Regions from separate parts of the Homo sapiens genome. Here region 1 is linked to region 2. A link is a loop called in an ENCODE intact Hi-C map of the cell type or tissue named here. Cell type or tissue: heart left ventricle. All regions are shown on one strand. Each heading gives the region's core, and the rest is flanking DNA. Links, peaks and the distances in the headings are about the cores only. Region 1 overlaps ARHGAP15 (Rho GTPase activating protein 15). Region 2 overlaps ARHGAP15 (Rho GTPase activating protein 15).

Region 1 (16,143 bases), core at 4,420-12,419, 180 kb before region 2:
TTACCCAAAACTCAACTTTAATTGTATCTCTGAGAATTTCCACGTGCTATGGGAGGGACCCAGCGGGAGGTAATTGGATCATGGGGGCTGGTCATTCCCGTGCTATTCTTGTGATAGTGAATAAGTCTCACAAGATCTGACAGGTTTGTCAGGGGTTTCCATTTTTGCTTCTTCTTTGTTTTCTCTTGCTGCCACCATATAAGAAGTGTCTTTTGCCTCCCGCCATGATTCTGAGGTCTCTCCACCTCAGCCACGTGGAACTGTAAGTCCAATTAAACTTCTTTTTCTTCCCAGCCTTGGGTATGTCTTTATCAGAAGCATGAAAATGGACTAATACACTAGGCTTACGTAGTTGATGTTACCTGGAACCACTCACTGGCTATTAGATTATCATCTTGTTCAATGAAGTAACGCGATTCCATTTGTTCAACAAAAATTATTGAGTATCTATGTAGGACACGGTGCTAGGGGATATAGCAGGAATCAAAATGACACAAATTTCTGCCCTTCTGGAGCCAGTGCTCTAAGAGCAGAAGAAGCCAGGTTAGTTCTTTATATTTTCAGGACCTGGCTATGCTATAGAATATCATTTTTTTTCCTGCTAGATTATACTTATTCCTGTGGGTTTTTTTTTTTTTAAAGCTGAAGGGTGAAGGTAAGAACAGTAACTGGTCATTGTTATAAATTCTGCCCAGTGTCCTGTTAAGCTGAGGTTATTCTAGGTGTTCCTTGTGTAATGAGTAGTTTTCATCACAAAATATACCTTTGCTCTTGCCAAATGTTTTTTCTATCAATATGCGTGCCATTCTCAGACTCCTTTTCTGTTATCTCTTTCTCTGACCATCCATTCAATGTTAGAAGTCTCTAGGAATCTGTCCTTGATTCTCTTCTGGGTTCACCCTTGACTCTCTTCTGGGTTCACACGGTCCCTTGGAGGCATTCATGACCTTACCCCATTGCCATCTTTAAACCAACAACTCCAAAATTTGTCCCTAGATCTCAATCACCTTTCTTGCATTCCAAACATATATATCTTATCCTTGACTGGATTTTGCTAATAGAATATAACAATGAGCAAGTCACATTATGTTAACAAAATTTCTGCTTTTTTCATGCCTCCAGTTTGGTCCTTTTCCTATGTGAAATGTAAGTTAAGGATATCACCATTCAGCTAATTCAAAATCTGGGTGCCATCCTGGAATCCTTCGTCTTCCTAACCTCTCGCATGTACTTGGTGCACATGTTCTGTTGCATCTACTGCTTCAATGCCTCTTGTATCCATCACTTTCCCCCATTCTCCCTATCACTCCCTTAGCTGGGGATCTCTAGCTTGGACTACTATACCAGCATTCTACTGTTTTCCCTACTTCTGGTGTTGCCCTTCTACAAGCTGTCCTTCACTCTTATAAAAACTGTGGTCTTTATGAATACAAATTTCATTACCTTACCTCTCCACTTGAGATCCTTCAGTGATTTTCCTAATGTCTACAGGTTTTGTTTTGTTTTGTTTTTGTTTTTTGACACGATCTTGCTTTGTTGCCTAGAGTGCATTGGCAAAATCATAGGTCACTGTAGCCTCCGAACTCCTGGGCTCAAGTGATCTTCCTGTCTCAGCCACTTGAGTAGCTGGGACTACAGATGCATGCCACAATGTCTGGCTAATTTTTTAATGTTTTGTAGAGATGAGTTCTCACTATGTTGCCCAGGCTGATCTGGAATTCCTGAGCTCAAGCTATCCTCCCTCCTCAACCGCTGAAAGTGCTAGGATTAAATGAGTGAGCGACAGTGCTTAGCCTACAGAAAGAATTTCAAGCTCCTTATCAGACTGTATGGTATTCTTCACAATTTAACTTGTTTACAACGTTAGAGGCTCATAATCTGCCACTGTTTATTCTCTTTATAATTCCTAATTCTCTAATCCTTCCAGAGGACTCACCATTTCTTTACCACATTGCAGTTCTCTTCCATGTTCTTGTACAGAGTATTCTCTCTCCCTACAGTAGGTCTGTTGTCTGCCAAGCCAACATCCTTAAAGATAGCTTGTTTCATGTCCTCTGGGGGGCATCCTTTGATTTTTCTAAGCTAAATTTCAGCTGCTGCCTAGAATTCTCCTAGCATTTTAGATATTGCATCATGTTTATTATAATTGTTTACTAATTTATCTGCCTCAGGAGACGATAAGATACGTGAGGGTAGGAATCCTCTTTATGCATTTAACATTGAGTTGAAGGGTCAGCAATTTTTTTCTGTGAAGGGTCAGATGGTAAATATTTTTGGCCTTGTGTACCTTGTTATGACTTATTGTGACCTCTTGCCTTTGTAGCATGAAAGCAGCCATAGGCAAAACATAAACAAATAGATGTGTGTTTCAATAAAACTTTATTGACAAAAACAGGAGGCAGGCTGAGTGTGGCCTGTGGGCCACACTTTTCCAACCCCTGATTTTGTTCAGGTCTGGAATATAGCAGGCACTCATTTGAGACTTCCTGAAGGAATTTGTAGGTAGAATTTTACAGTTACCAAACATTTTCACAAATATGAATTTATTTGACTTAATTAACACCTGAACAAAAGGGACGGTTACAGACTTTGAAAGATTTTCTCAATGTTGTACAGTTTCTAAGGGCTGAGAATGGGGCCTGAGACTATGTCTTCTGATTCCAAATTCTTTCCATTAGGTTAAAGGCCAAGATTCATAGTAGAGAAGGGTGGGGCAACTTAAAAATTTTACCTCTCATGAGGGAAATACCCTCATACAGTTGGCCATCACTTAACAATAGAGACAACAATGATAGATGGGATGGTAGCAACTTTAGGTTTTGTTGTTTCCTATTTTTCAGTGGTGAATGTTACCATTCAAATGTTAAATCTAAAGATCTAAAGTAATAATTTCACTCCCGTCTTAAAACCTTATCTCCCACAGCCTTCCTCTAGAACGAGGAGGCACTGCTGGAAGGATCACTGAACCTTAGTCCTCAGCTCACAAACCTTATAAATCCCATGCCAAGATGTCTCCTAAGTAGATGACATTTTAATGATTACTATGGGGAGTTGGGAACTATTGCTTCACCCTCGCGATCAGAGTAATTAATTTTCTTAACTACCAGGCCAAATTCTGCTATGGGAGTCCAGTTGAGAAATTTCAGGCCCATAGGAAGTACATTAGCTCTTTAAAGTGATCAGGGTGCCATTTCAAATACAAAAGCAAAGGAGCTATGAAGCTTCTGGCTTATTTCAAACAACTCACAACCCGTGTCCCACAGGAAAAGAGAAAAAAAAAGAAAAGAGAGAGTAAAAGAAAATAATAATTTGCACAGGTTCCTCATTTTCCAGTAAAAATATCCATGTCTGCAAGTCTTTGGATATCAGGTATTGTGGTTGGGTGAAAGACCAAAGTGTACAGAAAAAGAATGGAGTGCCAGAAGACAGCACAGAAAAACATAACGTGCTCAAAAGCACAGCAGAGCTGAGCATTCAGAGGCCTGGATGGGAGGCAGAGAGCGTCACCAGCATGGCCCCTGACGACCAGAGAGAAGGGTGATGGCTGTGGGCTTTGAAGTCCATTCTTTAAGCATATCTAATTTCTCCCCACCAAAACATCAGAAATACCTACAGTGTCATTTTAAAGACAGGGTGGACGAATTATTTTGTCTCCATTGTTTTCTGATACAACCCTTATATTTCTAGGTCATTATCATTTAAGTTGCCTCTGACATGCTTTTGTAGAATATTTTATTTAATATCCATGAAGACCACAGAGAAGCTTTAAATATTGGTTTACTTTCACAAAATAGCCCCAGCTCAACAGTTTCTGGGGCTCAACAGTTTCTACTTTCAATGAGGCATTCAATTGGCATTAGTCCATGAGATTTGTCTATTCAGCCATATCATTTTTTCACCTTGGAATTCTATGAACAGCTGGACAACTTCCTTAGAGTCAATGCAAAAGGGAAGATTTTAACTTTCAACCTATTTTACAAAGTGCAAGTCTCCTACAATAATGTTTATTTGCACGTAAAATCTGCAGCAAATATATTCTTCCAAAGCTATTTTTAAAAATCAACAAATAACATTACTTCCTAAGTCATTATTAAAAGTTGCCCATTTCTAAGACATTTTATTTTCTCTGAGTAATGTGTGCATGCATAATGTGTACATAAAAGTTCTTTTGAGTCCTTACACCCCCCTCACAAATTTGAGATTGTTTTGGCTTGCAAAATGCATGCCACAAAGGAAATCTGGTCAACTAGTTAAATTTAGCTCTGTGGAAAGACTTTATTTATTTTCTAAATTTTCCATAATTATGTATTATTTTTATCATGGAAATGAAAATATGGAAAAAGACTTCAGCAATATCTAGAATATACTAATAGTCATGACAACAAAAGTTCTAGTACTTCCAAAGGGCAGCACCAGGCCTAGGTGGATAAGTAGTTGATAAGATTCCAGGTGAATATGTAGTTGATAAGATTCTAGGTGGATATGTAGTTGATAAGATTCTAGGAGTGTTTATATTGGTGACTGGGACACAGAGTATGGCCCTGCTGGCTTCAAAATCTCTTACTTATCAGGCTTTCATAAAGCTGGTGTTCTGTTTGTCTTGGCAGGAAATTCTGATCATGAAAATCACTCTGAGAAGTTATACAACAAAGCAAGGGAACTAGAAGTCTATTAGGGAGACTCTTCTAACAGAGGAGGCTCTTCATAAGAGGCATAGAGAGACCTGTGCCTATTTCCAATTTCCTTATGCCTGCCCCAAAGGCCGGCAGACTAGATGATCACATTAGCAAACTATCACTTGGAGGGTGAAAAGAGTTGGAACTAAGACCAGGGGACAATATGCCAGCCAGGCTGACAGGGTGTCTGAGACAGAAAAGAGTGGGGATTGGGTATGAGAATGGGGGTGTGATGTAGCTTGTCAAACATGTGAAATAGTCTCACTGGGACTCTGGGAAACTGGCTGAGTCAGGACAGTAAGGAAACTCAAGTTTTGGAAAAAGATCCTGAGATGGGATAAAGACTTTTCTGGAAATCATGAAATTTAGCAGTAATTTAGCCTGCACTGCCTTGGTAATTCTTGCTATATTTATTTCATTAATAATTATATTACCCTCACTATAAAATACTGTAATAATAATACATGTAATATAATACATTTAAAAAATACATTGATGTAAAATGTTTATTTAATACTTAGGTGCTAAGTACTATGCAAGACTCTTCAAAAGCATTATTCATATACTTCTCACTACAGAAATAAGTTCTTTTATAATCTCCCTTTGACAGATGACAAAATGGAAGCTTAGAGTTGAATGAATTGGCCAAGGTTATACATCCAGTAAGTGGCAGAGCCAAGACTTGCATTCAGATCAGCCTAACTCCAAAGCCTGGTTTCTTTGTTCCCTTAACTTCAATGTCTCCTCCTATACCATTATTAGGGGGTAAAAAGAAACACAGGAACGAAACTCTCACAATCCAACAACTCAAAGAAATATCAACATTTTAGTAAATATTTTTATAGTCTTTTCTACATTCACAACTTTTTCCCCCATATTTATAATTATGCTCTCTTTGAATATGCAAAAGACTGTATCTCTGATTTTATTTAACATTTAACACAGCATTTCTCCAAGTTGAAGCAGAAAGAAAATAAAAACCATGAACTACACTTTACTAAGGCAATATGATGTATCCTGTTCTACATAACCCTCCCCTATCACTGAACACTTACATTGTCTCCAAATGCTCACTGTTGCAAACAGTGCTACCATGGACAATTTTATCTGCATAAACTTTTCACCTCTATGTGACTGGTTTTAAAGGTATGAAACTTTGAAAAGTCTGCATTCTCGAGATACATTGCATATACGGGTTTTCCGATATGTTAGCTGTCCATCCCAACCAGCAGCATATAGAGGCCTTGATTAATACACACCTGCCAAAATCGGATTCATCCTATTTCATTAGTTTGCTACAACCTCGTCATCTTCTTTCCCATGTCTGTTTTTGGAAAACAGAGAAAAGAGCACCCTTCTAAACAATATCTCATTTTGCTTTTAAAAATAATGCTATCAGGGGGACTATTTTCATAAGTACTTATCATTGAAATCTCAGATGTATCTCTATGGCTGACTGGATATGGGAGACAAATGAAAACTGTGTGGACTTTTCCTTTGAAAAATCTCAAGATTTTGGCCATTTCTTTCCTTTTGACGTCCATCACTCCAATCCAATTGCAACTCCCCTGGGACCTCCTGGGTTCTCTCCTCTTTCTACCTCTTTCATCCTATACTCTGCTGTCAGATGACTCTTACATTAACACTGAGCACATCATGCAATTTTCTGGTTCATAAAAGGTTAACGATTCCCTAGTTATTATTTAACCCCTTTACTGGCTCTCAACCACCAGCTACTATCCATCAGCAAGTAAACCATCTTGCTAGGTCCTCCTTCCCACTAACTTCATCTTCACTCTGCCTCTCTGCCTTTCCAAAGAAGCAGGCTATAGGAAAATGCATTTGACACTTGTATTTTATAGAGACAGTTTTGCCATTTATATGATGATTCAGAAGGTACCAGAGGACCTTCCAGGGCCTATCACTGTAATGTCAGTTTGTGAAAATGGCTATTAATAAAGGTTTCTGGCTGACGGGATCTTGAGATGATAGCTTATTCCGAATTCCTGGTCTTAAGCTATGATAGCAGATGCATAGAACTTGACCCTGAGTTTGATTAAGAATGAAGACTCTGGACTCTGAGACTAGTCAGCCTGTGCAGCCATTGTGCAACCTTATGCTTAATATAATCACAATCCTTTAAAAATTCTGGCTTTTGTGGATAGGATTTGCATTTACCTTCTAGTCCAACTGTGCCGCATTAAGCTTTCCCAGTTGATAGCTGATCTGCTTTGAGGAGTGCATTTAACTCAGAGCTCTGCAAAAATGGAGTGCTTTTCTGTTGACTGTAGAGTACGTAGGTCAAGTGGAATTTTTGGCACTTCATTACATTCCCTGACCCTCACTAAACAAACTTCAAAATATATATATTTGCAACAATTTGGAATAAACACTACATACAAGGGTTGACGATAGATTTTCTGAAGAACTACCAAATGCATTAAGACTAAGGAAAACATTCTAATGATTCTTTCAAACACGAATATATTTAAATTCCTGTTAAACAATCTTCTTATTTAGTCTTCTCAGGCTTTGATGACACGCCACGATTGGCTGTTTATCAAAAACTTAGCAAAAAAATGCTTAACAAGATATAATTGTGTGCACACACTCGTGCATAATTAAACCCAGTTTATAAATTGGTACAGGGTGAAATATAGTCATACCACCCAAGAAAGGTTGGTGGCTAGCAAACAACACTTCTTCCCATGTATAATAATCAATCTTAAAATGTGAATACTGTGAAGTGATATAATAATCTGATCTTAAATCTTAATTTAAAACATCTATTTCCATCTCTATTGAACTAAATGAAAGTTCTGACAAGATTAGGAAATTAACTGGGATGTAAAAAACAGGATCAGGCATTAATTGTTAAAACTGGGATTATGTGGCCTGGACATGGACGATCGTCATCCTTTGAAGGTTTTTAACTAGATAGATTCTCTTCTGTGTGTTTTATTTATTTTATTTGAAGGAGGATTTAGCTGACTCTTAGTTTCTTTATTTTATAGCTATTTCTTCAGTTGAAAAAAAAGGGAATAATTGGGACAGAGTAACGGATATTTCTCAAGAACTTTAAGACAAGGTATTGCATAGCATTAAAGGGTATACTTTTCCATTTGTTTTATGACTTTGTCCAGTTAAAGTTACTGAGATAAGCACTCCAGTATTTACTTGTAACTTGAAACCGCTTTCATGGTGTGTCTGGATCCTAAGGGAAAAGAATTAACATTTGAGGAATGCTTACCTTGTGCCAGGCGTTTTATATGCATTATCTCATTTAATTCTCATAACCACAAGATATGGTTGATAGTATTTAATCCGATTTTACTTGCCTGAGATCATAATGGGAGTAAAGCATAGAGCAAGGATTTGACTCTAGGTCTCTCTTTCTATTTCTTTAAAGCCCAAGATCCTTTCACTAAACCACATTGGATTTCTCACCGTAGCCAGTATGTGGGAGTGACAAGAAGGAACACTCTAATAGTAAGAGATTTTCTGAACTTTAAGATAAAGTTCCCCTTTTGAGAGTAAAATAAGACAGAAAATGATGAGTCAGATTAAAACATGTTCCCTAACGCAATGAACTGGTTTAGCAAGTTATGGACTGTGTATACCATGAAATACTATTGACATCATTAGAAATAATAAGATAAGTCTGTTTAATGAAATAGAAGTCTGTATATGAGTTACAAAATAGTTGTATAATAATATGTGCAATATGATGTACTTTAACATTAGAAGCAACCATACACACATATGTTTGCATGTGTTTAGGAACAGGTCAGGAAGGATACATACAAAAATGTTAGTTACTTCTGTTCAGCAGGCTAAGAGTGGTAGGCAGATTTCAGTTTTTAAATGTAAATGCATCACTGTTGCTTAATTTTGGGGGGTGCAATTGCATGTATTACATTCACAATGAAAAATCATGTAATAGATTAGTTGAATAATCTGTAGGAATGACTCATCCCAAATTATGAGTGATTGAGGTGTTTAAGGAGATTTAATCTCACAAAAGCAAAACTGCTCAATCTATTTGAACCTCTGTCAGGCTTCAATTTTACTATGCATATATCATGAAAGCTAAAACCTCATAACTTGCGTTGCACTCTGCCTTATCTGAAGAAGGTGTTAACAGAAGGCAAATGAGTAACAGTCATTTCAGACTTAACATGTCCAAAATAGAGCTCTCAAACCTGCTTTTCCTACTCAACTTGTTCCTCTCTGCAGTTTTACCCATCTCTGCGATACTATCGCTTCTTCACTTGCCCAAGTTGAAACCCAAAATTTGCACACTTGATTTCTCCTTTCCTTTCCCAATGGTATCCCAACCAGCAGCAAGTCCAGCCTGATCCATCTCCACAATATCTCTACCCATTTCTCTCTGAGGGCTCCACTCAAGCCACCAATATCTCCTGCCTGTACTACTGTGGTTGTCTGCCATTAGGTCTTCCTCTCTTCACCTTTGCAATGCATTCTCCACTTAGCAGCCAGATCAATCTTTTACACTCCCTCAATTGTAGCATTCTTCAGTGGTTCTTCCTTGAATTTAGAATAGAATCCAAATCTCTCACTGTGGACCACAAGAACCTATGTGATCTGATGCTAGTGTGATACTTGGGACTTCAGCTCCTGATCCCATCTTGCCTCCACATTTGGGCCTAGCAGTTCGGGTTTAATTTCTGCTTTTCAAATACTTCCAGCTCTTAGGGGCTTCTAGGGCTTTACATTTGCCTTTTTTTTTTTTTTTTCCTGGAAGACTCCTCTCTTAGCTATTTACATGGATAGCACCTTATCAATCTGAGCCAACATTTTACAGATGAGGAAATTGGTTGCAGAGGGTTTAAGTAACTTATTTGTGGCCCCAGCACGTGGTACATGGTGGGGCTGAGTTTTGAATCCATGTCTGAATCATTTCATGTTCTTTCATTATGTTAGATAACAAAGTCAAGATGACCCATCCCAGGGTCCAGGCGATGGTTCTGACAAGCAATCAGCAAACATATACTAGTTGAAAGGGCCTTGAAAAATAAGTTATTTCAGAAGTTCCTTTTGTAGATTGTCCTTCCTATCCCTAACACATTCTCCAGCTTCTGCAGAAAGACCTAGTTCAGCTACAAGGGAAAATACGAGATGTACGCATTTGGAAACTCTTGCCTTAGAGATGTGAAATTCAATATTGCCCATTTAGGAAATGACTATAAAATGACACATCCAGAAATCCTTACAACTTACTTAGTTAGATGTCCAAAGAGGACTTTCATGGTGTCACGATTTGGCGGAGGGAGTTTTTGTACAAGAGATTTTACAGCTTCAATTCTTGTGTTGTTGTCTTGCTTTTCTGGAAAAAAAAATAAAAAGGAAGGTTAGGGAAAAAACAAGATTTCATAGGTACAGGTACATGAGAAAATTTTCTTGAGAAAATTTTGGACTGAGACTAGCAACTAAGAGTCCTAGTCAGTAGTCAAAGGGAATAGGTGGACTCAACCTGGTTATTAAGGAGTTTCTTTTTATTTTGACTCTGAATTTGACAGTGGCAGGCCTTCTGGGAGGCTGTGTATGAACTGATTAGCTTTTAGCCTTTGTACCTTTTCTCCTTTCTGCTTCTTTGAATGTAGATAGAATGGCTGTACTGTGAGATAATCTTAACATGAAAGCAACAACAATGTGACTTTGACATTATCTTCCTGATCTTAACATTTGGTTTTCTTAAATGTCCTGTTTTACAAGGAGTGGTAGGGTGAACAAGGGCCTTCCAAAGATGTCCGTGTCTGAATCCCTGGAATGTGTGACTATGTTACCTCACATGGCAAAAGGGACTTTGCAGATATGATCAGTTAGAGATTTTGAGATGGGGAGATTTTTCTGGATTATCTCAATGGGCCCAGTGGAATCACAAAGATCCTTATTAGGGAGAAACAGGAGAATGAGAGTCAGAAAAGGTGATATGAGTTCTCATGTGACAACGGGAGCAGAAAAGAGAGGGTATGCGATGAGGGGCTGCTTTCTAAGGAATTGCCACAGTCTCCAAAAGCTGGGAAAGGCAAGGAGACAGAGCCTCTAGGGATACCGCAGGCCTACCAACCTCTTCAGTTTCAGTCTGAAACTGATTTCAGACTTGCACCCTCCATAACTGTAAGAGGATAAGTTTGTGTTTTAAGTTTGTGTGAGTGTTAAGTAGCAATGGGAAACTAAACAAGGACATATAGTGTGATTTGATTACAAATATTCTATTGTTGCTTGATTTTGTAGAAGGGAAAATTGTTTTAAAAATTATTTCCATGTTATCCTTTTTCCCTTACACATTTTGTTTTTGCTTTAAAATAAGAGGGTAAAACAGAAAAAAAAATTGAAATAGCATATTTCCTGGTCATAAACATTTTATAAAATAGGAAGTTGTTCAAAACTGCATACCACATTGATTTCTCTCATTTTGTTTTGTTTATAGATGGAAAAGTAAAAATTGATTTACTTAGTACACTAGGGAATTCATCTTTCCACAGTTTTAACCAGGGCCTTATCATCTAGAGGTATAATTATTTATTGAACTTAAACACCTCATGCACTTTCCTTTCTATACTTTAACTTCTAGCACAGGGCTCTTGATGATTCTAAACAGGCCACAGCTGGAAAATAAGATATAAAAAAGACTAATATGTAAGGCAAACATCCACCCAATAACCATTCTCTTCTTCCTTAGCAAGACAATCCCACTGTTAAGAGGATGGTAATAGACCCAGCTGCCTTGGAGCTGGAGTGGCCATGGGACCAAGTCTGGCCAATGAGACTGAAGTGACAGGGTTGGTCAGGCCTTCTGGGAGAGCATGTATGAGCTGATTTAGCTTTTAGCCTGTGTACCTTTCCTCCTTTCTGTTTCTTTGAATGTAGATGGAGTGGCTGTACTATGAGCTAATCTGGGGAACTGAAGCTCTGTGGAGTGAAATACACAGGTAGAAAGAGCTTTCTCGAATCTGTGGAGCAGTCATACTAGTCCTGCACTGTCTGCCTCTGGGTTTCTTTTGTATTTTTTGAGACAGGATCTTGCTCTACTGTGCAGCCTGGAGTGCAGTGGTGTGAACATGGCTTACTGCAGTCTCAACTCCTGGGCTCAAGCTATCCTCCTGCCTCAGCCTCCTGAGTAGCTAGGACCACGGGTGCATGCCACCATGCCCAGCTCACTTTATTTTTTGTAGAGAAAGGGTCTCCTTATGATGCCCAAGCAGGTCTTGAACTCCAGGGCTCAAGCAATCATTCTGCCTTGGCCTCCTTAAGTGCTGGCATTACAGGTATAAGCCACCACGCCTGGCCCACTGGGTTTCTTTGACATAAGAAAATAAGCCCTGTGTACTGAAGCCTTTGAGGATGGATCTCTGATACTAAGGCCAAATACAGTTCTTAATAATAAGATGTACTTACAAAAGTCCAATTCAATAGATATATAAACTTTATGACAGTAGGATAAGAAAGAGTTAGTTTAGAAACTGGCAGGTTCTTTAATATGTTGTCGCAAAAGAATTTTTTTATAAGGAATTACAGGAAAATATCCTGCAGAAGATGGTATTTGGCTAAAGTGGGATGGGGGCAGTCTTCCTAGTAGAACTCTGCTTGGAAGCTTTTCTTTTTCCTTCTAAAACCACAAAGGCCTATAAATAATGCCTCCCACAGTCAAAGCTTTCAAAATTGCAGTTATTCTTAGAAGAGTTCCAACATAATATGGCTTGGACAACTGCAAAAAAAAGAAACAAAGGGGAGCGAGAAAGAGAAAAAAAAGAAAGTTGCAACATCATAGCCTATACCAGACCTCATCTTTTCTGCCAAATAGTAAAAAGCCCTCTTGGAGCTTAATGATGGTAAGAAAATGTGATGCTTCACAAGACCAACTGGGGCCTATGAAATATCATAAACCAGAAAAAAAGTACAAGTTAATGAAGATGAGAGTGAAATTGGCATAGTATGCCCAGGTCAGAGCTATTGGGGATGCTTGAATGCTTTCTATCCAACCGTTTGAAGCTAATACCACACAACCATAATTGTGTGTGTATATATGCGTGTGTATACACACACACACACACTCATATATATATATTCATTCAAGAGGTGGATACATTCTGTACAGTTTGGCATGATTCCAGTACAGTTTACCTGAGGATCTGGTGAACTACTAGGTGCAAGCAATCAGTATGAAACTGGGAAGGGGATGAGAGGAGAGGAGAGAGGAGGAGAAGAGACCTTTCTAATTTCACTGAAGTCTCTGACTAAAGTAATAATCAGGTTAATGCCAGAGTCTCCAAAAAAGGGACCAGTTGACATTGAGGGCTACAGAAGTAGCAGCTATAAATTAAGCTTTACAGGCAAGAAGTGGGGAGTAGTCTTGTTGGTTCCAACCAGCAAACTTTACTTATAGGGAACATGATCCAGTCAGGGTGGGGTTAGAAAAGATTGGCCGTTGCTTAATTAGAAAGAGCTGATTTGCAAGGACACTTTCATGGTGTTTGGGCAGGAATTAAGACATAGTCAAGTCCGTTAAGCCAACAGGTAAAATAATTGTGAGCTTTCTTAGAGTCAGCTCTCCCTCTCCTGAGTTCTGTTGCATTTAGAATATTCTACTTACACAACACTTCACATGGTATTTGTACTGCTTGAATGCTTGTCAAATTCCCCTATTAAATAGGGAATTTTCCTTTAAAGCTAGGCAATTTTTATGCTAGCATGTGGTGGGTTAAATGAATGAAAAAGGAATTAGTGAGTGAACTAATGAAAGTTGTGACCATGAACTGGAATATGTGGACCTTGGTTTGAATTCTGTAACAGCTTTTTATTAGCCGTGTGGTCTTGGAGAAGTTTCTTACTCTCTTTGAATAAGATCTAAAAGTGTAGTTTTGTTGAATAAACAAGATAGTATGTAATGTACCAAGCACAATTACAAGTAAAACAAAGTACTATATAAATGTTCACCTTCCCCTGCACCCCTCTCACCTCTTTTGAGGCCCAAGCCACTGGGTCTTGTTCACCTTTTAATCCCAGCAGTTAGCATACTATTTGGTTGCAGGGACATTCAAAATGTAGTTGCTAATTCATGAACTGAGTTGGTGCCAGTTGGTGAAAGTACAATTGCTATAGTAGCCCAACATTACACAACAACCTAAATACTTTGTGATAGGCTGAGAAATTGATGGTCTGATTGGTGAGCAGGTCAGTTATGTATAAGTATCCTTATGAAAAGTACATGTCGGTTTCCAAGTTTGCCTATAAGAAACATTCTACATGAAGAATATTTTATAGAAATATTTTTCTCTCTTTTTCCACTTTCACACATTCTTGGGGAATCAGACAATTGGATATTGGTGCATGCATATTTGTGGCCAAGTTATACTTAAGTGCTAAATGGGGAAGTGTACCATGGCTTAGAGAGAGCTGAAATATTAAGGAGGAACAATTTATTTTTCTTACAACATAATCAGAACAAAATCTTCTGAAAAGGTTATAGTAAAGCAGTGTTTTTTTTCATTCAAATCAATACCACACCCACTCTTCCATAGCTTGTAAAATCAGGAAATAACACAAACACTTCAAGTGGAGAAACATCTAAAAATACAATTGGATACATTAAAATCGAAATGACACCTTTTCAGATCTGGTTTATTGATGTGTCATATTAGGAATTGGAATCAGCATACATAATACAGGAGTGGTTAATGAGCTAAGATTCATAAACAGCTTACTAAAGATGTGTCAACTGTCTTCAATTGATTCAGTGAGCATCTGAAAGACAGCATTTTCTATTAATATTTCTCCTTCAGCATATGTTTTTCTCATTATGAAGCGCTGAAGGTTCTGAGAAGACTTTGAGATATCACTAACTTTTTACATTATGACTGGTGGGAGGAGGAAGGAACTTTTTGTACTCTTAGGCAAACTGTATGTGAAGAGACTTATACAAAATCTTTCCAGAAGTAATGAACTCCATAATTCTTTCCCTCTTTCATTTGCATTTACTCCTGCCCTTATTCTATTATGATTTATTTTTGCCTCTATTCCATGAAATACCTCCATTTTAGTTCTCCACCCATATCCAAATAGCCTCTTCAATCTCTAAGCTGTGAACCCACAATTGCACACACAACTTTTTATAGTGCTTCGTTTTTTTCCATCCAATAGTGATTCTCAACTGTTTCTTACTAATACCCATTCCTCACCAACCTGCCCCCATCTTCTCAAACTACATCAAACTCATTGTTGTAAACAAGTTTAAAAAATGATTCCATGCTGTTCAGAGAAGTAACACCTACGTGATGTGAAATAGCCTTTAATGTTATGATAAGAATGTGGCTTTATAGTTTTGAGGGCACATTTTTCAAAATATGGTTTATGATAGTTACACTTGCATTCATCTGCATGAAATGTTGTTACTAAAGCACGTTTACAACCCAATGCCTTTTAGAAAAGAGATAAGATAAAGCTGTATATGATGATGGAAAAAGTTCTGTACAGTGAAGAACCTTGGATCCAATGTCCCTGGACACTTTTCTGTCCTTATCATCCATGCCTTTATTGTTCTTATAGCTTCATGTTAAATCACATTTAAAAATAAATTCTGCTTTGTTATATAGGTCCACTCAGAGGAAGAAAAGACCAGTTTATCCCAGTAATCAATGTATAGGGAGTAATATTCATCTCATTTGTCTACAGTTCTTAAAGGACAACTGTATTCCTTTGTTTTAAAGAGGTCAGTGGTACCACAGCTGTTCTGCTTCTGAAAGTTATTCTGAAATGTCTAATGCACCCTGTATGAAAAACATGGTAGTCCCTATATGTCAGAGCTATATTTGGAAGAATAGCAGTTCTCTAGTTTCTATTCAATTTATAGTTTTTGTACTGTGGCCATTTCCGAATTTAGTTAGAGACTGTGCTTGCTTACAGGAGGAAGGAGTATCTCCAGAGATCATTTTATTTGTTTCAGCATGCCTTACAACTGGATACAAACCTCTGAGGATACACTTTTTAATGCCAAAACTTGAGTTGCCCATTGAGGAGTCATCTCAGGGATGACAACAATTGCTTGATAAATATCTTTGAGTAACTCATAGTTGCTTTAAGAGGAGATGCTCTGGGGGCAAATTCAAATCTCACAAATAGATACAAATATACACATGCTTCAAACTCACATTATAAATAAGAAAATCGGTATATCCAGTGACATACCACTTCTCAGGAATCTGGAAAAGACTGGGTTAGAATTTTTGCTATGCTGTATGATTTTGGGCAAGTTGCTTGAACTATTGATGCTTCTAGTTCTTTACTTGAAAATACAGAAAAATTATACATCTTATTGGATTTTCGTAGAATTAAATATTTCAGTGCACATAAATGTACACATAGTAAGTGATCATTTAAGTAAGTCCCCTGTAAGTCCTCTTCCCTTAAAACATATTTCTTTCTCATTGTCTTCTCTATCATCCCT
Region 2 (16,143 bases), core at 4,378-12,377:
GTTCCCGTATTTTGCCCCGTGAGAAATTAAATGAACAGGTTCACACGTCTTCTCTTGTTTTCGGGGTTTCAGAGTTCTTCCAACGTTAATCATGTTACCTGCCAACATTTGTTAAAAAAATCTTGTCATAAAAATGAACTAAAAATTTACTGTCTTTCAACATTCAACAAGTGAAAAGCATTCCCCCTGCTCATCATCCTGTCACTCAGGGTAGTGATCAGAAATGATTCAGGAATTTGAGTATAAATGTCTGTTTTCATTCTAATGTGTCATTGTGTGTTAGAAACTCTAGACAAGAAGAAACTTCAAGAAAGTGAAAAAGTTAAAAGTGAAGTTGTTGTTCATAAAATAGTCGTTCTGTACAATCTCCAATAATTCTAGTTAAGCAGGAGCACTGTGACCTGTTTTTGTTTGAGTTTTTTGGTAACGGAAGTTTGGGGAATTAATTAGAAATGTATGAAATTTAAAACTTTTAACTTTCTCCTCTACCCAATGCATTGCCCATTTGGTATATCTATGCAATATCTTTTGAAATATTAAAATAGATCCTTTGGTATATCTACACAATATCTTTTTAAATATTAAAAGTTACCATATTCTAGTCTATAAATATATGAGAAAATATGGTCAAACTATATTATTTTGACCTGTGATTTTGCTGTGGAGTCCCTGACAGTTGTTTTTGCATGCGGTACTCTAATTGTTGGCTGCTCAGGAGTCTACAGTATATCTATAAAACTACTTTAAGTCAAGAATAGTTGATTTCTAGCATTAAGTCACTTGCTATCCTAATAACTTTCCCCTTTATGTATCATTTCCACTAGTTTACCTAGTAAGAAGAATTGCTTTTTCTGCTCTCATCCATAAAAAAACTTGTGAAAAGAAACCTTACTGGTGGGAAAAGAATTTGAATGGAAAACATGGACATACATATATCATCAGACCAAAGATTAAAAGATGAACATTATATGTGAGGAAACATTACAAGAAGCTTTCACTATATTAGTTTTTCCAAGTCAGTGTTCCAAGTCAGTCTTGGATTATGTGTGAAAAGTAAGAACTCTATACTGTAACAGGTGCTGGCAGGAAATTCCCATTAAAGCTTATGGAAGTTATGCCTGTAAAATCTTGGCATCTGAGAAAATTCTCTCATAAGGATGCATTATGCATCAGATATTTTTCTCACTAGAAAAGCAATGTGAGGCTGTAACCACCTAACAATATTCCCAGTCACTGTTTTGTTAACACCATCCCTTGGTGATGCCATCTTTGGTGACCTTGTCCTGTATGGAAAGTACATATCAGCCTTCATTTCAGCATTGTGAACATGCATTGTCTCCTGTATACAACAATAGAGATCTTGATCTTAACATCTGTCTGTCCATTCAAAGCATAAACTTGAAAGTACTTTTTTTCCCAGTAAAGTCACTGGATTTATACTAATCCATCCACATTCTGAAGACTGACTCTTAATATGAAACTTGACAAACGTTTATGAGATTTTGCTGGAGTTAAGAATACAGACTATGAAGTATCAGGTAGTAATTAATGTACAATTTTATTCCACAGTATTGGTATGTATGCTGGAAAGCACTAACATTATGAGTGCTTAATAAATGTCATCTTTGTTTTCCTCATGTAAATGACACAATATCTGTATATCCACACCTTCAAAGAGTTATAGTGTAACTTTTAGAACATATGCTGGCTTACCTTCAAGTTAGCAGGTTAGGCCTTTTACTCTGATCAAGCTCAATTTTCTAGCCTATTAATTGTAGAGGTTAAAATATTCTTTGATTGAAGTTTGCATGTTGGATACAACTGAAAAAAAGTTCTTTTTTCTTACCCTATAAACCTGCTATTTACAAAGAATTTGATTCAAATCCAAGGGTTAATTTGGATTTAAAACACTAATCAAGTTAAGGACAGAGATAAATTTACATCACAGTGAATGCTAGAAAAAGCCCACTGAAAATGATTGAATGTCTGTATATATCCAGATGTATGCATCCATATCTAGATTTGTAACTACACCATGAATCAGACATTACTAGCTTACCTTTTATTGTATTTAAAACTATAAATACTAATGTATATAAAGCTATAATTACATTTATATTTATAGTTTTCAATATGCTTTTCATATATTCATAAATACATCTTTGGTAAAATGTCCTCAGTTAGGATATTAAAGCTACCTTCCAGAACAGAACACACACATGCGCGCACACACATACACACACAGCATCAACCCAGGCAATATGCCAAAGTGTAGTCTCTGTGAAAAAGGTTTTGCTTCAGGGCAATAGCAAACTAACTCACCACCCTGCTGCACTGTCCACTCCTCACCACATTGTTCTTTGCTGTATCCTTAACTTCCCCTCCTACAGTGAGGAAACATTTCTTTGGACTGTTTTATTGCCAATACATTTTTTACTTTGTATCATGAAATGAAACAAGGGACTGGTTTCATTAGAAGGAGAGGTAAACAGAGCATTAATTAAATTTGCTGATGATACTAAATTGGGAGGAACTGTGGACATCTGTGAGGACAAAAGAATCATACAAATGGACTTAAGGAGTTTAGAAATACGAGCAGGAAATAATAAAATGAGATTCAGCTTTAAATAATGCAAGCTGATACATTTGGGAGAAGATAATCAGAAACATGGCTATTCAGTGGATGGTAGATGCCTGGAAAGTGGTGATGGTGAAAGATTACCTAGGGGGTGATAATGGGAAAAATTATACACAAACTTACAAGGAAGTAGGCACAATGCCTGAAGGTTTATATAAAAAAGAGCATAATATTTTGAACCAGAAAGTGGATAGTGCTATTCTTATGACACTGGTCGGTCTCAAAAGCATCAAATTTGGCTTTAGTTAGTCGAATCCCTCAGTTTTATGAAACAATTTAACATTATTTGTTGAGAGACTGGTTTCTCCCTATTAAAAATGAGAAAGTATGTTTTGTCTGAAACCTGTATTGGACACAAAGGTCATTGCCCTATTTCCGTCCTATCCTATTCAAGATTATTACAAATATGGTATGTCATACTGGTCTACATATATATCATGCCCCCTGGAAAAACAACAACAACAACAACAAAACAAACAAAAAACAAAACCCTTACTTTCACTTTTAAGGTAATTTCTTTACATTCTGGATAATATGACTTTACGTTATGTTTAAAGAGACATTTAATCATTGTCTCTTCTAGCAGGTCACTGAATCGTCAATCTGTAAGCTTTGTTTCTCTAAGGATAGAGGCATGGATGAGTGGATAAACAGAAAGCTTGGATAATATTTGTCTCTTCATCCATTTAATCATCCATTATGAATTGAGGCCCTATCATATGCCAGGTATAGTGTGCTAAGCACTGTGGGGACGGGGTGATCCAACCATAATTCCTAGACTCAAGGACTCACACTCTAGATAGGGAAACAGATAATGAAACAAGCCATTGTAGTTCCAGGCAATAAGGGCTCTATTAGGAAAAGCAAAGCTGTCACTGGAATATTGTGGAGGAAGGGGCTAATGATGTTCAAGAGATCATGGCGGGATGGTTATGGATTTAAGTTAGAGAATATTCCTTGGAGAAGGTGATTCTTGTGATATTCACAAGAAGATGAATGTGAATTTGGCAGATGGATAAAAAGGGAGAAAGAAAAGCATGGGAAAGGAATAGGCCATTAGAAAAATTCATGTACTTGGTATTCCTGGAGCATAGAAAGCAGCTTATAAGGATATGAAGCTGAACAGTAGACAGAGGTCATATGCTTATCCTTTTTTATGGGGGTAATTAGTGTGGAATTTTGTTTATCCTTATGAGATCAATGAATCATTGGAGGATTCTAAGAGGGGATAACACAATCTTATTTGTATTTAAGAGGGATCATTTTGGCAGCATTGAAAAGAGTGGCCTGGGCAGAAATAAGAACAAAGGCAAAGACCTCCTTAGGAGATTTATCTCAAAAGGAAGTATGGAGGCCCAATCAAGGTCACAGAAAGTGAAAGGAAGAACCAGATTCAAGAGATAGTAAGAAAGTAGAGCTCATGAGGCTTGGTGAATGATTCTGTCTGTAATGAGAGAGAAGAATCTAAGATGTCTAACATATTTCTTTCTAGGGCAATGGGGAATATAGATTGTAATGCTGCGGGCTGAGTTAAGAAATAAAATAGGAGGAACATCTTTGTTGGGAAAAGTGATGAGTTTAGTTCAAAAAAGTTCAGTTTGAGGAGACAGAGGGAAATTCAAGAAGGGTTGTTTCTAGACCATGGATCTGAGTGGGAAAAAAACAGCTTGAGTAATTATTTGCATATAGGAGCTCTGAAGTCATTGAAGGGCTCACTGAAGCTTTAGGTATAATTGAGATCACCCTGAGAAAACCAGTAGCATGAAATGTCAGAGTCAATAATTAAATCCAGAGGAAATGAATGTTTCTTATGCTGTCAAACTCTAGGCCAAACACATGGACTCCAATATTAGACTATGTAATATCAAATACATCGTCAAATGCCTACCTTCAAGACAAAAGGAAGAAAAAAATCTCACTGTTGTCGTGACAATACCATCTGTTAGGTGTGCAACTGTTCTATAGGGAGACTAAAGAGTTAGTCATCCCAAACTGTCAGAAAATGCAAAATATAACAAGAACAACATCATTTTAAAAGAAGAAAGACAACAGTCCAATTTTAATAACATTGGTATATTCAACGTCTTTACAGAGCTTTTGATAGCAACAGCAGAGTTTAACTTTTTTTTTCTGCTAGGAAGTAAATTTGGAGGAAATGAAATCAATATCCAATAGCAAAATCATGTATTCTGTCTTCATTAACTTCAAATTGATAGATCCTGTGTATTGACCATATATTTCTTATTTTAATTATTGGACAGTCTCTATCAACTCAAAAAAATTATCATCCAAATAAAAATTTCCTGAGAGGTACATGGAAAACAAACAATGAATCAAGAGGGTGATATATTCACAGGGAAGTAAACTAATACAAAACAGCACTAACATGGCATTCCAAGTCTGAATTAAAGGAAAAGATGTGGGGCTTAACTTGCTGTGTGGTTATGGGAACTGAGCCTAAGCCTGACCATTCTCAGGCATGTCAATTACAAGTCATAGTTACCATTCAGTTACTTGATTAAAAACAGCAGGCTATTGGAATTGAAACAATGCCTAATGGGATATGACTTCCTCTGATGAAAATGAGTAGAGAATGGATATTTTAGTAGTTGCTGATGGTTAACTTAAATGGAGTATCCAAAAATCGATGAAAATAAAATCATTAAGGAAACCTAACTTCAATTGTTTAGCATAGCTGTGTATTGATAGCAAGAATGGTACCTTATTGAACAATATGATATACTCTTATCAGAAATGAACTTGTTTAAATGTTTAAAAAGTGGATTTACAGACCATGTTATTCTCTGAGCTGCCTTCAACCAACAACTGTTGGTGATTGATCTTTTTATACTATCAACTATATGCATCGGTAGCAATGGTGTGCAACTCTCCAATGAGGATTTCAGCAATGTTGAATATAATTTATCTGATTATACACCATTTACTGAGAATTCATTATGTGTTAGGTACCATATGAGAAGTTGGCTTATACACGAGGGAGCACATCATGTACTTAATATTTTAAATATTTTTCTTCTATAAGATATACTTACACCCTAGATATAGGACATTATTATCTTCTTAAAAAAGAGTGTGTATTTACATATTGGGTCTCTGGTCTACTATAACCTCAAGAATTCTTCCAGCATTATCATTTCAGAGCTATTTTGGTTTTGCAGAGTTAGGTTTTTTTCTCAAAGTGTCCAGCCCTTGATTTTTTCCATTTTTTTTTTCTGAACCAAAAATAGGAAGCGACTTGAAACGTATAAAATCAGGCAAAGAGAGATAAAACAAGAAAATAAATGATTATTTTGAACCCAAGAAAAACATCTTTAACTGTATAGCCTACTCGTCTATAAGATAACCTCCCAAAGAATTTAGAGGAATCTCTAAGACATGAGTCTTTTAAGGAAATGGGTAAAAAGTTCTAAATATCCTGTACAAAAAAATATGTCATGTTCATTCATATAGACCACTGTAATTATTTCACCTGGAATCTGTATGTCTCTTTTACCATATATGTGTAGACTAATTGATTAATGCTTAAATTGAGTATACAATTTGAAAGTATAAAAATCCCTTGGAAAATGTCATTTTTTTTGGTATAAACTTTAAAAAAGAACATCATGCTTTAGGAAATCCACAAAGGAGTATAATATTTGGGTTTCATTTATAGCTTCCTGAATTAATTTGGTTTCTTAATTATCATTAATTTTTAAACCCTAGGGAAATACCTACACAAATACAATGTATAGATTCTTTTTCTACCAGTAAACAACAAATTATTTCATAAAACAGAGTGACACTGTTGTGAAAGTTGATTATTTTTAATCAATCAGTTCATATTATGGGACAAGAATCAAAACATTTCTACTGAAAAGCTACAAGTCAGTTTTTGAATGCTAGGGCAAAAAAATCTGAAAATCTCTGACTGCCTTATTATTATTTGCTTCTGCTTTTTGAAAACCTGAAAGCTTTCCAAATGCATGCAATTTTTTCTCAAATTTTGTAAACATTTGCTTCCAGGCTAAAACATCCTGCTAACTTTCAGCCAAGATTATTTTTATGGTGGAACTCTTAAGTTCTGCATATAGGGCCTTGTAATGGGAAAACTCCCAGTCCTAGAACTCCCACTGTGTAAATGACACCAGTATAGGCTATTTGAGAGTATTGCATCTTGGTAAGTTGAGGTGTTGCATTATTTAAATTCCCCATACACAATAAGAAGCTAATTTCCTAGGGTCTTAATTTTGGCTCTGTTCCTTCCAACTGACTCCAAGGGAAAAGTATGTTAAGAACCTAAACTTTACATTGGGGGTGGAGGTTGGAAATTAGACTCAGGCTGTATCTGGGAAGCGACATTATTTATTCTGATGCATTGTGGATTTTAAAGTGTGGGAATATCCGCTGACTGATTTGACCAGAGCCACATTGCTGTATTTCTTAGATAGCCTCTCTGGTTGTTGAACTGCACGTTTATTCCTACATTAACTTCTGTTATGTTTAAGCTTTCTTTTTGATAATAAGACTGTCATGCATTGCTAGACATAGATAAACTCTGTTAAATGTCACTAATAAATATGTGAATTAATTAATAACCAGCTCCGTATACAGAGTTTGTGAACATTCAATGCATGCCATAAATTGCAAGGTTTAAGTTTCAAGCATTTTCTTGAGCATAAGTAAGTTTCTCTGGAACAGCAAAGCAGGTATCAGGTACCTATGGCAGAGATGGCAATGTTTTCACTAGTTTGTCTTCTCTTTCTTACAGACCTCACAAGCATGTCCTCTTATCCACATTTGTTTTCTTAATTGCAAAATGCAGCTTTTCCCCCGCCTCTCCACCTTGTCATCTCTGATTTCTTTTGGTTGTCTTTTCCTAGTTTCTCTTTTATACTCTTGCTGGCTGTTTCCTGTTTATTCTTTTTTGATTTTGTCTTCCCCTCGAGCCCTAAATGTGGCTTTCTTACAGACACAGAGGCCCCAGCGTGACTACCCCAAAGAGCCAATTCCAGCTTGGACCCAGCACAACACTGTGCTGTCAGGAAGGTGGCAGTCTTTGTGGCTGCATTAAAACAAAACAGAACAAAACACAAAACACCAAAGCACTAAACTGGTCTTAATTTTAACTCAGAAAAGCCAAGGAGATTCACTGCAAACTTTCATGGAGCTTCTTTAAGATCACCTCCATTGTAAATGCATGCAGATGCCTAACATAAGGCATGAAAAGCAAACACTTAAAAAAAAAAACAAAAACATAGGTCACTGACCTCAGAAACATTTTTGTTCAGTCCACAAATATTCTCCAGGGAAAAAGAAAAAGTGCTTATCTTGTACTCTTGATTTTTTTTTTTTTTGGAGCATGTAATTTTTATCAGTTTGTTTTGTTTTTGTTACTTTTTTTTACTCACTGCTTATAAAACTAGCAAGCAGAAGTCTCTCTGGAACAAGATAGAATCATAAAAGTTTTCAAGAATCTCATCACAAACTTAACAGTACAAATTGCACATTCTTCATGGAAGTATCAGCCTTTAGTGCGTGCCTGGATCCAACTATAATAGATTATCCCAAAGTGGGAAAGAATGAACAGTATAAAATTAGCAGAACTGGGAGCAGAGCTTGTCTAGGGAAGGCAATATGATCTGCAGTTTCGGGGCCTGGATTCAAAGGCAACGGGAAACAACTATGTAAAGTCTGATTTTTGCAAGTAAGCACTCGGTAGGATCTCAAGAGGCAGACTGGTGCACTGGATCAAATATCAGGAAAATTATATTAACAACTACAATGCTTGCTACTATACTGTACAATGGGTACTGTACAATAGCTGTATTAACATGTCTGTTATTTATATAACACATTCATGTGCATATGCAAATGCAACATGTATATGGCAAATATTCATGTATTTATTTACATGCCAAGTTTTACATTTTTGTTAGATAAGTATATTACTGAGTTGAGTAGGTGTCCAGCCACGCTTTCTCGTGATATTAACACACATATCCAAATAGTCACATAATTAAACAGGTTTCATTTATAATGTCACAGGCTTGTTAATTTCATATTCTCTCAAACTTCTCCTAACAGTAGAGGAATTACCAAAAAAGAAACAGTTAAGGTATAATAATAATTTTAGCCATCCTTTTTCCAAGTTGCTATAATCTACCCAAAGATAACTAATTGTTCAAAGTAAACATTCCACTCAGACCACAAAAGGAATCCATTACACAAACATATAATTCACAGTCATTTTTAGTGGGTTGTAAACAGTTTGGAATGAGCATAAAATGGGACAAAAATCAAAGTGAGCATTTTGAAATGAAAAAGTGTTTGCTACAAAAGGTCAGTCCCTTTGCTTGGCAAACTATGTAGAAAAGCCTGGGAAAATGCTGATCACACAAGCAATGAGGGAATTTTAAAGCCAACAGCCTCCTTGTTTCTTTAAACAGACATCGGAACCTATAACTGGATCCTGTCAAACAAACGACAGCAAAAAAAATATAACAGCTGCTAAGAAGTCAAGTTGAGAGATAAAGTTTTTGAGGCTAAGGACCTTCTCAGAAGTAGACTAAAGGTCTTTCTTAAATCTTTAAGCAAGGTTATGGATCCCAGGGTGGCTTTTAGGCACCAAGTCAAATATGTAACTTTGTGTACCATTCCTGTCATAGTATTTCGTGTTCCAGAAAAAAGACAGAAAGGGCAAACTTCTTGTTGATTAGCATCTGCTGAGGCATTCTGCAAAGTTGCTTATACCTGGAATTATCACATTTGAAAAACATGATTTCATTTTAAAAAAATTGTGGTCAAAAGCATATGACATACAATTTCTCTTCCTAATCCTTTTTAAGTGTATAGTTCAGTAATTCTAAGTATATTCACACTGTTGTACAATAAATCTCTAGGTATCATTTTAATGTTTTAAAATAGTTTGGGTACATATTAACCAGAACCGGGAATCATGAAGGAAGTATGAGTTAAGACATATTCCAAATGAATGCTAATCTAAATTATATTACAAACTTAAAAAAATTAATGTTATTCCCTTAAAACCAAAAAAATTTTGGATCCATAAAAATATCTTTAGGGTAGAAATATGCTCATTTATCTAGTTAACACTACTCTTATATAAAATATCTATTTGGCAAAATGCATGTTTGGTATTATTGGGTAGAAACATGACTGGTTCGCCACTTAAGGCATGTCCTTTTAGATCTCACACCAAAGGACTCCCTATATCACATAGTCACAATGTTAAGAAAATAACTTGCAAAATAAGGCAAAATTAAATGTCTCCTGGTCTTATAATGAAGATAAAACCAGATAAATATGTGTTTATCGTTCAAGGTTTATTACATCATTTTTAAACACACGTATTTCCCTGCTTTTTATTATTGTTATGGTTCTTCTGTCTTGTAGGGTCTGTTCTTTTCTCTCATAGTACTTATCACAGTTTATGCTAACATACATAACCGTGTGTGTCTGTTTGCTTAATGTCTATCTCCTCTGTATTATCAGCTGGTAACATGGAAGATGACACAAAGTAGGTACTCAATAGCTATTTGGCTTCGATTGCTTCATTTAACCAATATTTATTGAGTACTTACAAGGTGTCACGTGCTGTATAAAGCTTCTTTCCAAATAATGGACCTCAACAAAGGATAGTCAATTACATGCTTTGCATAAAAAGAACTATGAATTAAGGTCTTACTTGTTATACCAGTTTAAAATATATACTTTGTTTACTTCAGGTCTCCTAGGCCCTTCTATCTAAGAGACACAGGTGATCGCATTTTTAAGTAAGCAATTTCTACACATATGACGTCATCATAAACTACACAAAGTGTTCTATAACATAGTGAAAAATGAACTTCTCACTGCTTGTATCTACTATATGTCACAATGCCTTCCTCTACATCAAGCTTTCCCAACCCATGGCCCAGGGGTTTTAATGCAGCACAACACAAATTTGTAAGCTTTCTGAAAGCATTATGAGATTTTCTGCATTTTTTAAAGCTCATTAGCTATTGTTAGCGTTAGTGTATGTAACGCTATGTGTAGCCCAAGACAATTCTTCTTCTTCCAATGTGACCCAAGGAAGCCAAAAGATTAGATACCCCTGCTCTACATGCTTGTTTCCTCAAACCTCCAAAATAGTGTCAGATGATCTCATGCTTTTGGTCATTGTACCCAGGATATGAATTAAGAATTAGCAGAACCGTGTTTTAATATTTTCACAGAAATTGCTTCAAAAAAGAAACATAAGTTGAGTTTTTCATTGGCTAATTATGATTTCTCATATACATGCTCTACGACTATAAAGGCAAGGCAAGCGGGAAGGAACCACTTGGAAGAGCTTTAAAGACTAACATGCTCCTTAACAGTTTGTCTTCCAAATTTTGCTTGTATTTTCAAGGCTCAGCAGACAATGTCAGAAACCACAGAAATGAAGTTAATCTAGTTATAATAGTTGGTGAGAAGGAGAATGCTCTGGTAGTTTAGAGTAATAAAGAGAACCAAATCAAGATAAGGAAACATACTAAACAAGTTATTAGCTAAATTGGTTCACATTCAGTTTATTGGTAGATTTTCTTCTAGGCATGTCCAAAAGTTGCAAAATTTAAAATGTAACTAATATCACTTTACCAGGGATGAATAAAGAATGCATCTTTTGCCAAGTACTGGGTAGAATTTCCTTGGAGAGACTACAGAAGTGTGAGCAATTTGGCTCTGTTCATTACAAACAGGTAAGACAAATAACTGACTGACTGACTGGATGGATAAATGAATGAATTAATGAATGAATAGTGAGATCTGCCTTCCTGATAATGTTTCATTTTAAATCATCCATCTAATAAGCATTTTAGAGATATAGCCACAATTTGTAGGTTTTTTTAAAGGAGTAAAAAATAATCACAAGAAAAAAAAAGAGAAGGAAACAAATCTTTTTTATAACAGCCAATGTGCCGATGTAGTGAGTATCAAGACCATTTCCCTAAGACTGTGAGAGTAAACACATAGTTTTCATTAAATGTTCCTTTCCCATAACTGGTCCATCAGCATTTCCCATGACTCTGCAGTTGAGTTTCTTGGCTGGGAGAGTATCTGGCCATTAGAAGGAGGGATCCAGATATGCTGAGTCCCAGCCATGCTGAGAGACTTGGCGCCTTTATATGCTACTTCCTAATACCAACCCCAGCATAAAATGTCATCAGAAGCCTGCATAAACATTGGACTTAGATTCACATAAATTATTTCTGTCCTGAAATGCTTTATGCCAGAATTTCGTAAAAACAACACTTTGAGTAAATAGAATTGGTGTATAAATATAAGAATATTAATCCAACAAAATGATCATAGAAAATTATAATCAAAAGTACACACTTGTAAATCTTGCAATGATGTGAGAGGTTTATCTTGTGCTTCTTAGTTTTTACTGAATATTTCCATAGGGTTCCTTTAAGCTGATGCTGCCAAAGTGCTTTGAATTATCAGTTGCTTTGTGGAATTGGAAAGTCTTTGAGTTTCATTAAAATGCTTAGGAATTATTTTAATAATCATATGTGTGATTAGCGCCTGTTTAGTGCTGGATCTACAAATTCATTTTAAGAGTAAACACAGGGACAATGAAATATAATGCTAGATGTGATTGCTCCAGTCAGCAAAAACATTGTCTTATTTTATTAAAAATCACCAACAAAATGCCATGAACAAAAGACATGGTTTCTATTTATAGACGTTTTCTACTCTGCAATATTATAATATCTGCACACCGCAAAGCTGCATCTAGCAGTTTTTCGTTTTGCCTAGGGTGGAGACATAAATCGGGAGGAATGGAGCGCTTCTTTACACATGCACACATCTTATTATGTGCTTCCCCAACGCCCTATTTGGGTTTTTGGTCTAATAGTGCTCACACTGTCAGGGCTGAGTATTTATAAGTGGATGAAGATTTCCTGAAAATGATGACAATTTAGTTATTGGAAATAATAACTTTATAATATTCTCAGTGATCCATTTTGTCTTTAAGTACTTACCAAAGAATATTTATTCCTAAAAATGTACTTATAAAATTAAATGAAATTGCAACTTGCAATAAAAACATTTTTCTCTAAACTCCAATTGACTTCATTTCTCACAGATACCTCTCCTCATGTTCATCCTGCAGTTGCTGCTTTCTACTCTCACTGTACTCTCTGCTCTTCTCTCTGATGTGTTGATATGCTTTCCCCAAAGTCATTCTCTTTATCCACATTCCCTACCCACTCTTCCCCTTCTTGTTATTCTCTCATTCCCTACTGATAGGGGAATAATAGGATCCCAAGGCTGTCCTTACAGTATAATTAAAGTATGAATTTCCAGGAGTTAGAAATTGCAGACCATTTTTATTATGCTTTTATAATAAAGCCAGGTAACACTGAGAGAATTAAAATGGCTTTTTCCTAGTAGATTATTGGGTAAAGATTTTTTCCCCTTGGTTCTATTGTCTTAAGAGACTAGGAGCTGGAAATGGGAATAGGTTCACCAATCCTTTTTTCTGAAAACACCTCTATCTTTTACATGATATATATCCCCCTAGATCCTGGGAATATGTTGTAAACTTGTAACAGATGGTGATGAAGCCTTGCATTTTTATACAATACATTTTTTAAGATTCTGCATCTACTATATGTATCTTCCAGGAAAAATGACCTTGAATGAATGAAGTCATAGTTTGAAGGAAAAACACCCCACAGATAGAGTGGAGTAGAAATGATGATTCAGTTGGGTTTTGTTTTGTTCCCTTCAGTAAGATGAAATAATTTCAGAAGAAAAACAGAATGCTGAAATAGAGGAATCAAAGGTCATCTTTTGAGGTGTGTCTTTTAATTGTTCCTGAAAAAACCCGTTAGCGTATTCTGTACTGAACAGAGACATGTGGAAGGTGGGATATCACTGTCTGTGATTCAGAATGCTATTTGCTTAACTTGGGTAATGTTGGGGGCTTACCAAAAATTGTTCTGGCACAACGTCTACCAGCATGAATGTTAGGAAGGTTCTAACACTGTGAGTGCTGATATTTTATGAATGTTTTATCACTGGCTTGAAAACAAGAAGTTTGCACTTGAATCAACAGTAAGTCAGACAGACAAAATATTAAAAACAAAAAAGAACATTAGTGAGAATTACTAATGTCCCTATTGTAAAAACAAACTGAAGTTAATAAGAAAGATGATCCTCTTAACCGATTAACACAAGTCAAGTTTTAATTGCATGGCTTCTCAGACAAATCAGGTGGCACTGCTAACTTGAGTATTGGTTGTGTAGAGGGTGCAGTAATGGGGGGAACTGCTGCACATTCAGTCACCCACCTCTTTTCTCAACAGCTTCAATGCATTGCTTTACAAACCACGGAACTGTGGAATTTTCACGTTCACACACTTTGTGCAGATGAGAGCCAAAAATTTGATCTGCAAAAGAAACAAAGATGAGCTTCATTAAAATCCAAGCTTGCGTTGTTCTTTAATTTGATTCCGTTTCCATATCCATTGCATGCTGAAATCTTCATCTTGCATAAGATTTTTTTTTTGCTTTATTTCCATAGTGTCTATGGCAGACATATGAAGACCACAACTCCCTCCTTGATGGAACAGGACCCTCGCCCCAGAGTGAGAAAACTGACGCTCAGGCATCGATTAGGCAGGGATGACTATGTAAGTTATAGTCTCTCTGGGCCTTAATTTTGTGGTCTATAAAGGAAAGACAAAGAATTGAGAAAATTTTTGCAAAATAATTTATCTTAGTGTCTTTGGTATACTGAGTGTTTTAGAAGAAGTTTACCAGTTAATGGTTACGAAAATTACAATGTTATCAGTATATTTAGGACATTCATTCTGCAACTCAATAGTATATGAGGAGGCAAGTTCTAGGAGACTTGCTTCGAAGTGAATTACTTAGCATTTCTCCTGCCTTGAATGCCCTTCCTCTTCTCTAATCTAACTATCACCTTTCCTTTAGGGCTCAGTTCAGATCACACTTTCTTCACTAACTCCTTCCTATCTCAGCTTTGTGTCTCCTGTGACACAGGTTCTTTGGAATACCAGACCCTCAGGCTGTTAATAGATGATTCAGGAAAAAGGGCCTGCGAACAAAATGGTTTCACATCATTAGGTTCTGCAAAGTTAGACAGGTTTAACATGCATTTATTTTTAAAGCCCATGATATGCCAATGTGTGCTGTGAATCCCCATGAGGGGTGAAGGATGCATTTTCCCCCAAACTTATTTGAGCAACATCCTTTGATTTCAGAGAGCATGTCTCCAGACTAATGTTTCCGAGAATACCCACTGTGAAATCCTAGCCTAGCCCTCTCATTTGGAACATGATTGACGCTACCTTGCATTGTGTATTTACATTTATAATATATGGAATAGATTCTCTCAAAGCAGATTCTGAGTGTCTGAATCATCTATGTCTTCACCAGTGCTTGCACAGACTCTGGCCTGCAGTATTTAAAGACAGATGTTTGTTTTTTATAATTGTGGTAAAACACATATAACATAGAATTGATCATTTCCACCATTTTTAAATGTACCACTCGGTGGCATTAAGTACATTCACAATGTTGTGCAACCCTCACCACCATCAATTTCTGGGTTTTGCTATTGAGATAGTATCTGTTTATTACTGATAATGAAACAAATATTTAGTGGGTCCAAGGGCTTCCCATTTCACTCAGAATGAAATCAAAGTCCCTACTGTAACTTATAAGGTATTACATAATCTGACCTCCACTAATTAATGGATTTCATTTGGGTCTTTCCTCCCCGTCTTTAAATTTGTAATAGCCCCACATTGCTGTTTCTCATGGCTGCCAAGCACTCTTCTGCTGCAGGGACTTTGCATTTTCTTCTTCATGGAACTCCATTGCCTTAGGTCTCTGATCAAATGGTATCTTCTTATTGCAGCCTTTCCTACCAGCCTTTAAAAAAATGGCTCCACTCCATGCCATTCTCTATGCCACTTTCCCAGCCTTACATTTCTTAGAGCACATATCTCCACTTGACATATGAGACTGAAATGTTTTCTGCTTAGCTGTTTCCCTTGCTTAGAAGGCAAAACCCAGGAGAGTAGGCGTCATATCTCAACCATTTATTATTGGATCCTGAGTACCTAGACAGTGTTGGCACATACTAGAAGTTCAATAAACATTTGTAGAATGAGGGACTGCAAGACATCATCTTAACCATCAGTGGAGGTAGTCAATACATTTTTTAAAGTATATGTAAAATTAGATAGAATAATAATGCAGCATAAAATAATGTTCAGTGATATATATTGTTATAAGGGGATACTCAAAATCGAGTGTAGAGAGAATTCAATGAATCATAATTTTCATTTATTTCTTAGGAAAACATAATGGTTTGAATTGGTGACAACCCAACATGGAGGGAACAATTAAAGCTAAAACACTATTAATAATATACTCCAGGCCGGGCATGGTGACTCACACCTGTAATCCCAGCACTT

What was found. Peaks named below come from ENCODE experiments on the same cell type or tissue, not always from the same donor. Only the 100,000 strongest peaks of a DNase experiment are listed, where the experiment ranks them.
Region 1: a loop joins it to region 2, with 2.2 times the contacts of the local background. A loop is called at or near these places in 4 of 110 quality-filtered maps.

Annotation. Positions count from the first base shown.
Region 1 is chr2:143,697,299-143,713,441 of GRCh38, reverse strand. ARHGAP15 (Rho GTPase activating protein 15) reads right to left here. Exons shown (of 14, transcript NM_018460.4): 13 at 9,918-10,023. All of the region lies in intron 4 of ARHGAP15-AS1 (ARHGAP15 antisense RNA 1), which reads left to right. Among named protein-coding and RNA genes, the nearest start is that of ARHGAP15-AS1, 71 kb to the left of the region's middle. In heart left ventricle, for the core only: no CTCF peak of the experiment used is centred there; no DNase peak of the experiment used is centred there; H3K27ac peaks cover 847 bases.
Region 2 is chr2:143,517,208-143,533,350 of GRCh38, reverse strand. ARHGAP15 (Rho GTPase activating protein 15) reads right to left here. Exons shown (of 14, transcript NM_018460.4): 10 at 13,987-14,085. Among named protein-coding and RNA genes, the nearest start is that of ARHGAP15-AS1, 250 kb to the left of the region's middle. In heart left ventricle, for the core only: no CTCF peak of the experiment used is centred there; no DNase peak of the experiment used is centred there; H3K27ac peaks cover 3,116 bases.